Regions from separate parts of the Mus musculus genome. Here region 2 is linked to region 1. A link is a loop called in an ENCODE intact Hi-C map of the cell type or tissue named here. Cell type or tissue: gastrocnemius. All regions are shown on one strand. Links, peaks and the distances in the headings refer to the core of each region. The heading gives the core; the rest is flanking DNA. Region 1 holds the start of Gm4876 (predicted gene 4876). Region 2 holds the start of Cav2 (caveolin 2).

Evidence for each region. A loop is a pair of places that touch in the nucleus more often than their neighbours do. Peaks named below come from ENCODE experiments on the same cell type or tissue, not always from the same donor. Only the 100,000 strongest peaks of a DNase experiment are listed, where the experiment ranks them.
Region 2: a loop joins it to region 1, with 5 times the contacts of the local background. A loop is called at or near these places in 8 of 42 quality-filtered maps.

What each region holds. Positions count from the first base shown.
Region 1 is chr6:17,166,092-17,174,429 of GRCm38, forward strand. It overlaps Gm4876 (predicted gene 4876), which reads right to left and starts at 5,742. Exons shown (of 3, transcript NR_153844.1): 1 at 5,280-5,742. In gastrocnemius, for the core only: a CTCF peak has its summit at 4,542; DNase peaks (open chromatin) are centred at 3,181, 3,594, 4,096, 4,572 and 2 more places; H3K4me3 peaks cover 2,734 bases; H3K27ac peaks cover 6,996 bases.
Region 2 is chr6:17,277,771-17,286,108 of GRCm38, forward strand. It overlaps Cav2 (caveolin 2), which reads left to right and starts at 3,415. Exons shown (of 3, transcript NM_016900.4): 1 at 3,415-3,740; 2 at 4,125-4,312. The coding sequence starts at 3,591. In gastrocnemius, for the core only: no CTCF peak of the experiment used is centred there; DNase peaks (open chromatin) are centred at 3,452 and 3,840; H3K4me3 peaks cover 5,417 bases; H3K27ac peaks cover 6,482 bases.

The DNA.
Region 1 (8,338 bases), core at 65-8,064:
AAAATTGGAGCGATATCATTCCTAACCCTGATGCTGTGATATTTTTAAGAAAATATTTCTAGTTTGTAATTGTACTCTTCTGTGGCTTTGGAAGTCCACAGACATTGAAGTTAAGCAGTTTAATATGCTAAGCATTTGTATACCACTCCTTTTGTGGTGTATATAACTTGGGAATCAGTCACATGTGTGCAAAGGCCATAAAAATCAGTCTTGTTGAACAAAGTAGAATATAGCTTCTTTCTTAACTGATGGGCCCATAAATAAGAACAGTTTGTTGTTGTTGCTGCTGCTGCTGTTGTTGCTTAATCATTTGTTTTACCAAAAGTCCCACCACGTTCTGCAGCACAATAATGGCATACTCCGGAATACATCCCAGTCCATGCCACCCTGTCAGCCCCATTTTGGCATGTAAGGGTGATATTTCTCCTCCTTCTCCTCAGGCCAACATGAAGTCTTTCTAGAGATGGGAATAAGAATTCTTGTTATTCCCAAAGGAAGCTCAAGCTCTAACATCATAACTATGCATCGGGCTGTACATCTGTAATCTCACCCAAGGCAGGCTGAGATGGGGATAGCTAGTTCAAGATCATCATCGGCTACACAAGGAGATTCTGATACAGAAGTAGAAGGAAGAGGAGAATGGAGAGAAAGAGTTGGAATGGGAAGAAAGGAGGAAGAAATTAAGAGTGAGGAAGCGGCGGAAGAGGTAGAGATGAGGATGTGGAGGGGAAAGGATATCAGAATGCATGTTATCTTGGGTGTGGATGTGGAAGGGTGAGAAGAAAATATCCATATACTGGATGATGGGAGAACAAAGAGCTAGTACAGAAACTAGTCTGTGCTTTGAGGGAAGGGCACTGTGCCTGGTCATGCTGGATCAGATGTCTCCCACAATATTCTTCCTTGTGATCCTCTCCCAAAGGTCAAGTGCTATTAATACTTCCCTCTAGGCACTGCAGGAAGAATGTGCAAATAGCTGCTTCTCAGAGAAGCACAGTAGATCAGGAGCTCCAAAAGTCCAGGATTTGTTCTACATAGAAATCAGTGTCTAAAGTGCTCCCAGGTTACAGTGGCTGCCTTCAAAGGATGCTAGTAAGTACTTCAAGGAAGTTTAATACACAGGCGAGAGAGGCAGTTATCTTTTGGAAACCAGCAGGTAAGACAGTGTAAATAAAACTTCAACTATCCCTTTGGTTTCATTTATTATACTGATGTACTCAAGACAAGAAGCCCCCAAATAATGCACTTGTGAGTATATATTTTTGTCTAAGGCCTAATGCAAGCCTTGGTCACTAGAGGATAAAGGATACATTAAAGAAACATCTTTACATTGTGGCAAGGAACCAGCTTTCTTCCACACAAAGATTAGCCTGACTCAGTTCAGCTTTACCAAATGCTGACTTTAGGGCATCCATGGGAAACAAAAGTAATTATCATACAAATGGCACTTTGAATTGTCACCAATTGAGACATGATGTTCATTCTTAAATACTCTTAGACAAGTACAATAATCATAGAGAGTCCAAGAACAAGACAGTATCTTAAAGATGTATTGGTTGATTATATGATTTTTAAAAAAAAGGTCTTAAATTCACTACTGTATTTGATTGTAACATCAATTACAGGAATTGGAAAACACAAATGGTATGAGATTAAATTTTTTAGTACCTTTCTCTAAAGTTACCAACATCGATGGTATTGATCTACTAAAGACAATATAAGTGTATTCTACAGTTGTCTAGTTACAAAGGCCAAGCAAGAATTTGAAACTATTTTCCAGCTTCTAGGTTCCTGACATGTTTTCAGATACAAAAAAAACCCCACTTCTTCACCAGTATCAGAAATGTTCTCAGTGGCCCTGGCCCCAGTCAGAATGAGAAGACTACCCAGGAAGGCCATCAGATCTGGGAGTCTTGTATCTGGGACTGAGGCACACCAGGGGATACAGAATGTTTAGTGGTGCTAAAAAAGAAAGATTAGAAAGGGAACTGTTTTGTAAAATCTGGGATCTTCTTGTGTTCAGGACACTGTGTGTGTGTGTGTGTGTGTGTGTGTGTGTGTGTGTGTGTGTGTGTGTGTGTGTGTTTGTGCGCACGTGCAGTGTTGTCCTAAGCACAGTGATGGATGAAAGTCAAGTGAAATCCACTTCTTGCCCTTCAGGAAGTTTCCATAGAAAAGCAACACAACTCTACAGTTAGTGGGTATCTTTTGGGTAGGATGGTAGTAATGCTTACCTGTTCCTATTCACTTTTTCCAAAATTCTCTGTCCACAGACTGTTGTAGGCAGGTAATTAGGTAGCTGCTTGTATTTTATTATTTCTGGCCCACCAACCACATTGATAGTATGGGGGAAAAGCTGCTTGCACAACACATAGTGAGATGGGAAAAACCCTGAAGTTTGGGATTAAAATTTTAAGTCTAAGTCAGTTACTTAGGGATAGATGGTTGCTTTGAGAATAAGTTTTCATATTTGCCAAATATCTTTGTATTTGAAAGGGTTAAATTTAGCTGTATCATTAAACATATGACTAGTCTTATAAGCATCATAGGTGTTGGAATAATTACTATACCTGTTTTATATTTTTCTTAGATTTATTTATAAAGATATGCTCAGCCCTGATGATGTGTGCTATATATATGTCATATATATAGTGTGTGTGTATATGTATGTGTGTATACATATATATGTATATATGTATATATACATGTGTGTGTATACACACACACACACACACACACACACACACACACACACACACATATATATATCATAATTAAAAATCACCGCTCAGCTCCTCAGTCCCTTCTCCAACTCCTCTATCAGTGATCCTGAGCTCAGTCCAGTGGTCGGCTGTGAGAGCATCTGCCTCTGTATTTGTCAGGCACTGGCAGAGCCCCTCAGGAAACAGCTATATCAGGCTCCTGTCTTCAAGCATTTCCCGGCATCCACAATAGCGTCTGGATTTGGTAACTGTATATAGGATGGATCCCCAGGTGGGACAGTCTCTAGATGGCCTTTCCTTCAGTTTCTGCTCCACACTTTGTCTTCATATTTCCTCCAGTTGAGTATTTTGTTCCCCCTTCTAAGAAGCCTTTAAGCATCCACAGAGCAAATATGTCAACCGGCCAGACCCCCTGGAGCTCCCTAGGACCGGACCACTATCCAAAGAGTACACATGGAGGGACCCATGGCTCTGGCCGCATACGTGCCAGAGGATGGTCTTGTTGGATGTCTGTGGGAGGAGTGCTCCTTGGCCCTGGGGGTGTTCAATTCCCCAGTGTAGGGGAGTGCCAGGGCTGGAAGACTGGAGTGGGTGGGTGGGTGGGTGGGGGAGCACCCTCATAGAGGCAGGGGGAGGGGGGATGGGATAGTGCATTTTCAAAGGGGAGATCTGGAAAGGGGAAAACATTTGAAATATAAATAATGAAAATATCCAATAAAAACAAACAAACAAACAAACAAAAACACATAATTAAAGATCACTTTAAGGAGTCTGGATGGATGGTTCACTCAGTGAGGTGTTTCCCATACAAGCATGAGGTCCTGAATTCAGATTCCCGGCACCCAGGAAAAGAGCCAAACATAATGGGATGCCCGTAGAATCACAACGCTGGGGTGCAAACACGAGGATCCCCAGAGTATCTGGCTAGACAGTATGACAGAACAGCTAAGCTCCGTGCTCAGTGAGCGATCTCATTCCAAAAAAGAAAAAAGAAAAAACACCCTAATCGCAACCTCTGCCCTTTGCACACTTATGCGCCCATACAAACAAACACGTACACATACATACGAAAATTCACTACACCTTGCATTAATTAATAACTGAATTCTCCAGTGACGGCAATGAAATGAGAGCAACATTCTGACTTCAAACTCTTTTGTTCAGTAGAGGAGACATGGTCTACTATGTAGCCCTGGCTGGTTGCTCTATAGACCAAGGCAGCCTAGAATTCACAGACAGCCGATTGACTTTCTCCCAAAATCCTTTTTAATGAGTCACACTCTCATTGGTGAGGTTCTCCCGGACTTACAGGATGAAGTTCCAGACAAGACTGCCAACCAGCAAATCGGTGTCAGAGTCTCAGCTCAGACCCCTGCGGGGACAGTGGCTCCTAGTCAAGTGCCCTTCATGGTGACAGTAATTAGTGCCCTGCATCTAGAGATGACAGAATCAACCTTTATGTTAGAGATGGCTCAATGTGACCCAGTTCAGTCACCACATGATTTGCGTTTTGAAAGTTAGTCGATGTACTAATGAGAAAAGTAAGGTGAGTAGTCCTTAAAGTGAAAAAGGCATGCCGATTTTCTGAAAATATGTCTATTAGTCTTCTCTTGCTAAAATCCCAATTACTTCATCAAAATGACTTCTACCAGTCTCCCACCGGTGGCTTAGGAGGCCAGTAGCAGCTTGTGCCGAAGCCACCCGCTCCATACGTCAGGCAGTGTTTGTATATACTCAGCGTATCCAAGCAGGGCCTTTTTAACTTTCCGTGCTGCGGACAGATCTGTACTTTCCTGAACAGCAGCCAGGAAAAATCTTGAAGATTTGGCAGGAACACGGTGGGAAGCCTGGTGCTGCACCAAGCTGCACTAGAGCCCGGGCTTTCTACAGAGGCGGATGAGCAAAATTCCTCCCTTTGTTTCGCTCTCCATAGGAGGACAAATGGAGGCCCCAGATTGCTATCAGGTTCTATTGTGTAAACTCGGGGTTTCCTTTTTTGGCACTGTGGCCCTTATTCTTTTTCAGCTGGAAAACCAATTAGCATTCTTTTTTATATTTAGGTGTTGGTGCCTGGGCCTTAGAACAGCTTTTGGCCATCTGCCCACATGGCCGTGGTCTCTAGGGCAAGGCCTGACAAATTAAGATAAAACCGTTACTTCATGTTTTCCTCCAATGAGAAAACAAAAACTGTTTCCTGCTCTTATTAATTAGATGGCGTCGATGTCCACATATAACAAATAAAGAGGTAGGCATAATCAGGGTGTCAACCCTGAGCCCTTATCTCGCCCCAGGCGGAGTTCCCCTACAAGAATGTGAGAAGGAAGACCTGTCCAGTTAGGACTAAGCTTTTCTTCTCTTGAAAAAAAGAAAGAAAGAGAGAGAGAGAGAGAGAGAGAGAGAGAGAGAGAGAGAGAGAGAGAGAGAGAGAGAGAGAACCTCCAGCCATCCTTACAGTCAACAGAGGCCTCTGTCAAATGGCTTGCCTTTGTTAACTACGGGGTCACCGTTTGTCCTCTGTGGCATTTTTGCCTCACAGGTTTGAGTGGCGTGACTTACCTGGAGGAAGGAACTGTTAGGAGATTCCAGCCCTGACGAGTGGATTAGTCAGAACAGGCAAGAGGGCCCTGCCCATCTGGAACAAAAATAAACAGAACCAAATACTTCTGTATCTTGAAAGGCAAACAAAATGAAGTTCACGTTCCAGGAACATAGTTTACGATTGGAGAAAGCCCTCTCTGGGCCGGTGTGGCTGTCAGAATAGCCAAGCATGTGCAGGAGAGGAAGAAACGAGCTCGGAATTGCCCAGCTCCGAGAAGTGTTCCTCCTGGTAAGCAGCCTTTGCCATGGCAACAACCTAATGCCACAGATCAGAGGAATGCAGTCCTCCAGCGAGCCGACCTCGGCCTGGCAAAGTCTCCCAGATGATGCAAAATATTTAGAAGGGAAATGGGAAAACAAACAGAAAGGGAACACAGCCATGTGGCTACAGAGCGAAGACAAAAATAAGACACACACACACACACACACACACACACACACACACACACACACACACACCAACAGTGCAGGACAGCTACAACAGCGGGCTTGTGTCCCTGGTACTGAATGTCCACCTCTTTGCTAGAAACAGCCCGCGGGATTACTGCTCCCCCTTCAAGTCTGTCTTTGTAAATAGTGGGTAGTGGCATCCCTTAAGAAAAAAAAAATCAATTGAAAGACTTCTTTAAAGGCTCGGTACAGACCATTTTCTTTGCTACAGATTCTATTCTGGAGCTGTATCATTTAACAAAGGGTCTGTGTTCTGACTCATCCGGAAATTTTTTAGCCATTTTTTTTCTTTCTGTTAGGTTCCTGTCACAGGCAGAGAATGGTCATCTGTAATAACCCAAAGGGAGTGACTAGAACATGCCCAGCCACATGTAAGAAAAATGTAATAGACTAGTGTCTAAGGGCCAGAAATTTCCCAGTACCCTGGGCAGGATTGGTTGCACAACCAGATTTGTTAAGACAGTCTCAGCTTAGTTCAGGTTCAATTACAAATGTGCCTCAGTGCTCACAAGAGTTCCTGTTTGGGATAATAAATATCTGATGGTCCTATTCATGCTCAGAGCCCAAGGGTCTGCTAACTACTTCTACTTCACCCCCCAGGAACGTTATTCTGAAGTTCTTCTTTGAAACCTAAATATAATACATAAAGATATAAACCTAAAAGAAATAGGGAAATGACTTGATCACTAAAGTGTTTGCTCTGCTCCCCCTTCAAGTCTTTGCTCTGCAAACATGAGGACCTGAGTTTGGAGTCCCGGGTCCCCATGTAAAACTCTAGTGCCATAGCACATGCCTGCAAACACAGAACTGTGGATGTGTGACTGGAGGCCTCCTGGGGCTCCATCTTTTGCCAGTCTAGCCAAATGGGTTAGTTCCGGGTCCAATGAAGACTTGTCCAAAAGGTAAGTTAGAAAATGAACAGAGAGAGTATCTGGTGTCAACCTTTGCCCTCCACCCACGTGTGTGTTCACATGTGTTCCCCTTACACAACTAAAATACAATAATAAAATGAAGAAGGGTGATAGTTCTCTGATCTCACTAAGAAGAACCTTCAAAGAGATTTGCTTCATCTACAAGAAACACTGGGGACACAATCCCCTCTGCAGGGGCCAGGAGAGAAACTGCCTATTCATCTCCAGGCTGCCTTCAGGAGAAACTGGGAGTTACCCAGGAGGCTACCTACAGACACCCACACAGGCACTTCTCTGTCAGGTGCAGGAAGGCAGGCAGTCCTTTCACAATCAGACACATGGCTGCCTCCTTTTGTGCCTTGCAGCCCAGAAGCGCCTGTGAGAAGTTCATAATGGGAGAGGCTTCAGAGGGTCTATGTTGCCCCCAGCTGCACTGCCATGAGGCTACTATCTGAATTAGAATGGAAACTCTTTGATCTCTTTTATATCTAAGTTTAAACCATGGCCTGGACCCAAAAGGTGGACTAATTTTGGCAACTTCCCCTCTACACTTTTATCTGGAGATGAAAGCGAGGTTTGCAAGCATAAACAGAAGGTGTATTTCCCCGGGCCCAGCAACCAGCATATGAAATAAATGACACTATAGATTCTGGCACTCAGTCAAGCTCTGGCTTCTTCATCTCTGCTGCCTCATTCTCTCACAGCCATTAGGATAATCTCCTTCTATCTTAAACATAAAGATGGTTCAATACCAAAGAACAAACTTCTTGGATTGAGGCACACAGAAGGGATAGAAACTCCATAAGAAGACCAACAGAGTCAACTAACATGGACCTTTGGGGGCTCCCAGAGACTGAACCAATAACTGAAGAACATACATGGGTTGGACCTAGTCCCCTGCCCCACACATATGTAGCACATGTGCAGTTTGGTCTTCGTGAGGGTTCCCCCGCAACTGGAGTGGAGGCTTACCCTGACTCTGTTGCTTGCCTGCTCCCCTAAATGGGGAGTCTTGCCCGGCCTAAGTGGGAAAGGATTTACCTACTCCTGCAGTGACTTGAAGTACTAGAGTGGATTGGTACCCAGAATAGACACCTTCCTTCTCAGAGGTGAAAGGGAGAGGGGATGGGGGGTATTTTTGGGGGGACTAAGAGGAACTGGTGCTTTGATTGGAATGTAAAGTGAATATATCTTCAAGAATAAATATGAAGCAACTTCTTGCAGCAGAGGGAGTGACTTCTCTATTGTCTCGTAAAATTTAAAACATGGGAGCTAGAAAGATTGGTCAGTGGCTAAGAGCACTAGCTCATCTTTCACAGGACCTGGGCTCATTTCTCAGCGCTCATATGGACTGGTTTACAATTGTCTGTAACTCTAGCTCCAGGAGATCTAACATTTTCTTTTTGTCTCCCTTTGCACATGTGGCATTCAGGGAACCATGAAGTTGGCCTGGCCTAGCATAGTTTTGTTCAGGTTAGAATCCATGGCTCCTGGGCACGATGTGCCTTCCAGGTCCAGAGCGACGAATGCACACATTTCCTCAGGCAGTGACGGGTTCAGGCTCCTTTGTCTTTCTCTGTGTGTTCCCTTAGTAGTCAAGAAGACATGAAAGCCTCACAAGACAACTGGTCTTACACATTAACCTTGTGGACTCTG
Region 2 (8,338 bases), core at 323-8,322, 110 kb after region 1:
ACTATTAAGCTATTATTCAAAATCCACTATGCCATGGAGAGAGATCTGCTCAAACAAGAAGAAGTAACAGTGTTTCCAAATTTCTCAAACTTTGTTCTGTAACAGCAAAACCCTGATCAAGGCTGCTTTGTTTTCTTCTAACAGGGACATGGATTCCTCAATTAAAGTCACCTAAAATTTGGGGAAATTATTCAATAGGTGAGATTTGCCAAAAATCCCAGAACTTAATATGGTCTTAAGATGAAATATGAAGGATCAAGACATCCCCAAATTTATCGTTTTCTAGATATAATCATCTAAACAACCCATACATTTGTGAAGAAAAGTGTAGGGGGTATGGCAAACAGACAAGGTTTGAACATTGCTTCTGGGAGTCTCTTCATAGGTCTGTATATCTCTTAAACAATAACAATCTTATATTGAAATATTGAATGCTAATTATTTTGAAAAACTTAAAGAATAGATAAAGTCCTTATATTTAACTTTTTAAAATAAATTTATATGTAATGTTGGACTTAGCTTTTTTGTAGCTACAAAGATGTTTCACAATTAAGAATTGGGTTTTCTAATAAATTATTAGTACAATTTCAAACTTTGTCTTAAGCGAGGGTTTATTAGTGGGCAGTGAGGCCTCGGGTTTTTTCCTGTTCATGTGACATAGTTCAATAATGGTGAATTCCATGGTTCTCGGACTCAGAAAAGGCAGGGAAAGGTGACTTGGGTCCTCAGGGGACATTTGGCAATGTCTGGAAACATTTGGTGTTGTCATGACTGGGCAGTATTATCTGCAGCTAGTGAGGCAGAAGCCAGGGATGTTGCTAAATGTACAGTTCTTGGGATAAGCCCTCAAAGCACAGGGTGATCTGGCTGAAAATGCCAATAATTTGGAAGTTGAGCAAGCCTCCTTTAACCCAAGTGCTTTAAATATCAAGAAATTATTTCCATGAATAACCAGTTCCATGAATAACCAAGGAGTAGAGCTGTATGTGAACAATATGGGACACTAGAAGATGTGTTTGTGATTTGAGAAGAAAACTAAAGAGAAAAACTGATTTTATTCATATGTGTATCCATAAACACATTACAATAAGCCAAAAAAGATCTTTGTTACAGTGTAATGAGAAAATGAAGGAACGAAATCCTACTCACAAATACTAATTTATGATCAAGTTGTACTCCACCATAATTTTAATATGACACCTAAAACTCTTATTAGAAGGCAAGATACATGATAATAGCTAGAAAAAGACAGCACCAGCATTGATTTTATATGAAATTTAACGTCTCCTTCCTTATAATTGAATTGCTTTTGAGGCTCATTGGAGGATAATCCCGCACACTGGAAGTTCTAGTGTGGACTCGGCCATTTGGCTGCAACATCTTCTTTAATTTTTCTCTTTCTTAGAAAATCTATCAGTTTAGCATGAATAAGACCATCTTTGCTGTGTAGAATCATGCTGTTTTAATCCCCTTCAAAATAATGGTAGCTGCCATAGTATAAGAATATTCTAAGAAGATAAACAAAATCATTTTATAGAAAGGCTTAAAAAAAAACTTGAATTAAAATAGTGAACCGGGCAAGCATGTTATTAAAAATAAGAGTGTCATCAAGTCCCAACCCATGGTAGAGGGATATATTCAGTAAGTCAGTATGTGAGTCTTTCTCTATTGAATTCTTCATGGCATACGCCAACTCTAGTCAGGTTCTATTTTTATCATGGGCTTCAGAGACAACTTTTATAAATACCTATAATTTTACAAATGAATCTTTAACTGTAACTGCCCAATAAAAGACATGGCAGTTTTACCTCTCCATGGCCTGTCTCCACTGCTTGAAAACTCAGCAGTTATTTGCAATAGGTCTTTCAATTGTCCTAAGGAGGACAATGGAAATGTGAAGGTATCTGGAAGACTTGGAAGGGATGAAGCCCCAGGGTTAGATGTCTGGCCACCACCCTGACTGCAGCCATGCTTTTTCTTCTTCTTGAGAAAGACCTTACAACTTTGAGGAAATGTAAGCTTTACAAAAAGATTAAATGGATCTAAACTGTCTCTTCCAAACCCTGGAAATCAACATGAAGGCCTCCCCTTCAAACTCCTGCCATCGGGCGTAGCATCTAGACCCTATCTGATTCTCAGAAAGTCCGAATGAATGCAGGATGGTGAAGTGCTGAGAAAACAGTGAGTGTAAGGCCTATACCACCCCTTCGAATTAAAAAGGATTTAAATAAAACCAGGAAGGAAAAGTATAATCAGGGGGAGGGGGAAGCTTGAGTAACGGGACTCGGTGAGGGGGCGAGAGAAGAAGCCTCCAGGACGTGGGATTCAACCCTGCGCCATTCTGCATTACTGACATGATGACCCACACACTGCAGTGGAAGAAGATACACTCCCTATTCAACTATGACATTTAGAGTTTTGCCTTCCAAATATGTTCTCCGATCAGTTCCCAGGTTGTTTAGTTGGTTGTTTTGTAACTTGTATTACTCCCCAAATAGCCTTTCCTTTTCCAAAGAAACCTTCAAATCCATTTCCTACAAGGGATTTGATTTGTGCAGCAGGCTCTAAAGCCGGCTGTCCAGAGCAATGCCCATTCTTTGGTACTATAGTTTGGGGTCTGGGCAAACTGAAAGCATCATTCCATATCTATACTCACCAAGTTCCTATTTCGCGCAGGCAAAGTTTTAGGTTACCAGATGGCAAACTCTTTATGCCAACTCCTCCCTACTGAAGCTCTTGAGAGAATGGTCAGCGGGCTTATCCATGTACCATGATGTAGTTATATGCTTGTTTATGCTGCTCCTACGATGGCATTACAGACCTGTCTGCACGGCATTAGTTCCTGCAGTCTTTGAACAAAATCCTGATTTAAGGGAAAATCCAAAGTTAGTTGTAGTTTGGAGGCAGAAGAGCAGACCTATCCTTGGGGTATGATGGCAACAAACTCCTATAACAACTTACATAACCAACTCTGGGGAAACAAAAACAAAACGAAAGGGCTGCTGCAGTCCATTATCTATCAACAAGGTACGCCTTAGCCTCACGATTCAGCTACAATGCTTGCTGTGAGTTGGGGACCAAGTAAAAGTTAGGAATTAACATCTCATTCTCTCAGGATAGCTCTGAGGAGCAGGTGCCACAACTCTAATCCAACCAGTAGATGCATGTAGACTTCCCTAATGCTTGCCCCCTAGCACCTCCAGACCTTCTTCCAGTACACACACCTCCCTGACCAATCTGTCTGCCTTTAAGCATCCCTGTTCGGACTGCAAGCCAAGTGGCCCGGGAGGTCTGCTTTGCCCGGCTTCACCAAGCCAGGAGATGACTCATCGAGCCGGTTCCCCGGGCTCCTTGGGGCTTTGGCAAACAACTGGAGAGGTGCCCTCCCTCCCCGCAGGCCCGGCGGGGCGGGGCGGGGTTCGGCCAGCCAAGGCTGGGAGCGGGAACCGGCAGCGGGAAGCGGCCGCCGCCCGGGCAGCCCGAGGCTAGGCAGGGCGAAGCCAGGCGGGGCGGGGCTGAGCGCCACGGGAAGGGGAGGCAGGGCTGCCTAGGGACCGAACGACCGAGCCACTCTTGCAACGCCAGCCACGATGGGGCTGGAGACCGAGAAGGCCGATGTGCAGCTCTTCATGGCCGATGACGCCTACAGCCACCACAGTGGCGTTGACTACGCAGATCCTGAGAAGTATGTTGACTCGAGTCACGACCGGGATCCTCACCAGCTCAACTCTCATCTCAAGGTGAGTTTCAGGCTGGGCTATCACTCATCTAGGCTGGAGGCTGCTAAGGGTCCCTTGTATGCTGCAGGAGGATGACTCTTGACCTTCTCCCCAACAGTGGGGGTTGGTCCCATTGCTAATGCTGGTTCCATTGGCACTCTGCCCTGGTCCCACAGCCTTCAGGCTCCCTGAACAGCCACACAGTGTCCAACTCCTGTGTGCCCAGTGTCACTCTAAGAAAAGCTGAAGATACTCTAGCCAGGTCGCCTTTCCTTCGGACTTCCCCTTCTTAGAGTGCTTCTGCCACCACACCCCCCACCCCCACCAACTTCGTTCCCTCCCCACCCCGACCCTATCCCCGACAGGTTGGATGACGTCATGAGTCCTTGCATCTTGTCTCTGCAGCTAGGCTTCGAGGATCTGATTGCAGAGCCTGAGACTACACACTCCTTTGACAAAGTGTGGATCTGCAGCCATGCTCTCTTTGAAATCAGCAAATATGTGATGTACAAGTTCCTGACCGTATTTCTGGCCATCCCCTTGGCCTTCATTGCGGGTATCCTGTTTGCTACCCTCAGCTGTCTGCACATCTGGTGAGAGGGGACACATGGGTTGATTCTGAAGCTTACAGAAGTTTTTGCCACCTGCTCTCTGCTCTTCCTATTTCCCAGGGCCCATTTGCAGAGAAAACGCTTACATTAGTTCCCAAGGGTAACAAGACCTGAGAAATCTTGAAGGGCAGTGTGCTTTCTTTAGAATAATAGTCCCGGCTGAGAGTTTAAACAGAAGGAAGCAAGGGCCTCTTTCCTGGGTGTGATTTTTCCTTCCATGCAGAAGGCTGAGCTGAGTGTGGAGGTGGGGGCTGGAAGGCCACTTCCTGTCATAGGCTGCTCTCTCCAGGGCCTGTTGTGACTCGTGCCTGTGGTTCTGGGCAGGTCCTTTCCTCCTTTCATTGACTTTTATTCAGTCACCATCTGTGCTTGGGCAAAACAAACGTTGATCTCAGAGAAAACAGCGCTTACATTCTGACCCTTGGAGAAGGGCAGACTTTAGTAAAACAGTGCTATGAACTGAGCCACTCAAGTCTTGCTATTGGTAAATGGCAGCCATGAACCCAGGGGAGACAGGAGTGTTTACAATGATTGGGTTGAACATCTACCACGAACAAATAAAATGTTAAGCTATGAAACAAGGGGATAGGCCATTACATTATTGTTTCACTTATGAAGCACACACACACACACAAATGCCATCTAGTTACAAGAAAAAGAAATATGGAAACCAATCGAATGTTGGGATGTCTGTAAAGTTATTCACGTTCAAGATGCATCATAAGCTTTTTTAAGCACTCAAACTTGTCTTAAGGGAACTAGCCCACTCCTCCAAGAAATGTTTTTTGTGTTAAAGGTTACCCACTTCATTCAAAGAATCATCCCCAATGTCACAATAGTTTTCACGCTGGTACCTCAAGGTGGTCCTGGTGACACGTGTGACCCTAGATACCACCGTTTAGTTTTTCACATCATGGGGCATTGCCACATCCCAGGGCAGTCTCAGTGTTCAAAGAGTTATCCAACTTACTCCTTCTTTCAGTCTCGAGGTACACTTTGCTGTGTTAGCTCACTAGTTCTGCACACCAAGCCTATTAGGTGCTCAGTGTTGCTGGGTGAGAACACAAGCCTTTCTTCAGCTTGCCCATCACCAGGGAGGGGGATTTAGAAACAAACCCAAATGGTGAGAAAGCATGGTGAGCAAGCAATGGAGGAGCTGGGAAACAAGGGTAACTTTGTGAGGGAAAGGAATCTGAAGACCAAAAGAAGTCTTTTGGAAGATAAATATAAATTCAGATGACGAAAGGATAAACAAAGAATACCAATTCAGTCGCTTGAGGCTCTAAGCAGTCATCTTGAAAGGGCCAAAAGATTGCCAGAGAAGTGGAACTCTTTGCTTTCGTGTGTATGCAGGCCCACACAAGCATGTGTATGGTTATCTCATATGGGACATTCGCACATAGGTGATTTTTTTTACATGCCTAAATCAACATATAAAACTGTACATTCCAGCCGGGCTGTGGTGGCACATGCCTTTAATCCCAGCACTTGAGAGGTAGAGGCAAGCGGATTTCTGAGTTTGAGGCCAGCCTGGTCTACAAAGTGAGCTCCAGGACAGCCAGAGCTATACAGAGAAACCCTGTCTCATAAACCAAAAAACAAAACAAACAAAAAACAAAAACAAAAACAGCAACAACAAAATACAAAAAAAAACCTGTACATTCCAAATTTACTAAAATTGCCAACCGAATGACTAAATCTGTTATTTTTACTTTCAAAAACAGGAAAAGATAAAGGACCCATAACATACTGCAGCATGCTAGCTTTGATGCTCTCTGTTTATTGAGAACACTAGGTCTTCTCACAGCTTTGGGGGAAGAATTGACAAAAGATACGTTCTCATTTGCTAAATAGTGGAAAGATATCAACAGTACGACAATGTGCTAAATGTTGACTCCACCTGTCTTCCCTGGGAGTGGGAGGAGCTTTGTGTCTGGCTTCCACTGGTGAATCATCATACCACTTCCCTTTTAGAGACACAATATGTATTATTTAACTTCAGCTCATTTCTCAAATTGTATTCATGTGAGACATTAATATTTAACTGTCACATGCTTGTCACCGGGTAGCTATGAATTGGTGTTTGAATGTTACATTTTACCTTCATGAAACAATTATCATCAATGGATTGCATGCCCCTAACACATAAGCTGGATCGATTGCAAGGTTTATAGGAGAGTAGACTTGCTTGAGCAAACTTGGCTTTTTGTTTTGTTTTGTTTTGTTTTGTTTTGTTTTTCTTTTCAGACGTTTATTTTATATTTCTAAAACAGGGTGCTGTTCATTGTTAAACCACAGTTGAGAAAGTAAAAACTAAAGGGGCTTTTACCCAAGTCACAATGTCACCACAAACCTGATTTTAGATTTTTGTCTTGGTTGTTGTTATTGTTAGGACAGGGGTTATTTGGTTTATTAGCTGTTTTGTGTATTTGTGAACACGGAGCTCGATACGTTGCCAAGGTTGGTCTTGAACTCCTGGGCTCAAGCAGCGCTCATGCTTCAGCCTCTCCAGTAGAGCCATACATCACAACAGGTAGATATCATATTCTTCACCCCAGTAAATAACAAAAACTAAATTATAAACACCTGGTTATACTGGACCTTCAGCCAAATGTTCAGATCTTTAGGAATGGTGAGTTGGTTTTATTTGATACCTTGGTCAGATCCACTTACCATTTGCCAAGCAAGTTTGCTGATCATCATAACCGAAGAAATGTCACAGGGGCTCATTTTTTTTTTCTGGAATGCGATGAAAATAGATGCCAGGTTACTGGAAATGCACTGTTTAGTTTCTTGTTTCCAATACAGCATATTGCTGAGACAACACAGGCTTCAAGACACTGTAGTATAAAAACAAATACTAACCGCTGGCCCCAGGCTGGGTGTCCCGTGGCAGCACAGAGGACTATAGGTTAGGCCATTTGCATAAAAAAGCATTTGGTGATGCTTCAACACATTCATTTTCAGTCTAAACTGTGTGCAGATTTGGGAGAGAAGTCAGTCACAATGTTAAGAACATAACTCAAATTCTATAACCAACGACCGTGGAACTCTCTGATACAAAGAGAATAACTTGCAGAAAATAAAATAAGCTCACCACATCCAATGAACTGGAATCTTCAAATATGGGCAATTGGATTTCAGTGAATCACAAAATGCTCAAGTGTCTTTTAGAACCTAGAGATATAATGGGTTATGAAGAGTGAAAGGAATAGCCTAAGGAGAGAATAGAGCACAATTTGTTCAATGTGAAGTGGATTTGATTAACAAACTTTCAGACATAAACTTCAGATGTCTATTAATTTGAGGTTATTTCATTAATTTTTTCCTTATGCATTCTGATTTCAAAATACGTCTACTGATTATTATTTAATAGACAACAATACCATATGACATCTTAGGGACATAAAATAAGGCTTAGAGCCATAACTGGTTCTGTAAGATTTCTGGTCTCTTGTTAATTTGTGTGTGGAAGTGACATCGTGTGAGAAGCACACAGAGTCAGAAGTGAAAAATTGCTATCACTCAACCTGTAATCAGCTGTTTAGTTCTAAATACCTATAATTAGTGTTCTTACTAGATTGTTTCAAATGTTTAGCAGTTGGAGCAAAACATAACCTAAATATAGTCTATGTAAACGGGCACATGAATAATCCAGAACTCTAAAAACATTCATCAAACCCACAGTTGTTGATCCTGTATCCTTTGAATTAAAATCAGTAGTTAAGTCAGATTTTAAGAATAAACCAAGAAATCAACCTCACCCCCAGCTCTCCACCCAAGTAACAATAAAATTATATCAAGATCTCTGGCAGTGCTGGGTGTGGTGGCGCACGCCTTTAATCCCAGCACTCGGGAGGCAGAGGCAGGCGGATTTCTGTGTTCGAGGCCAGCCTGTTCTACAGAGTGAGTTCCAGGACAGCCAGGGCTACACAGAGAAACTCTGTCTTGAAAAAAAAAACAAAAAACAAAAACAAAACTCTGGCAGAGTTCAAAACTCACATTTTC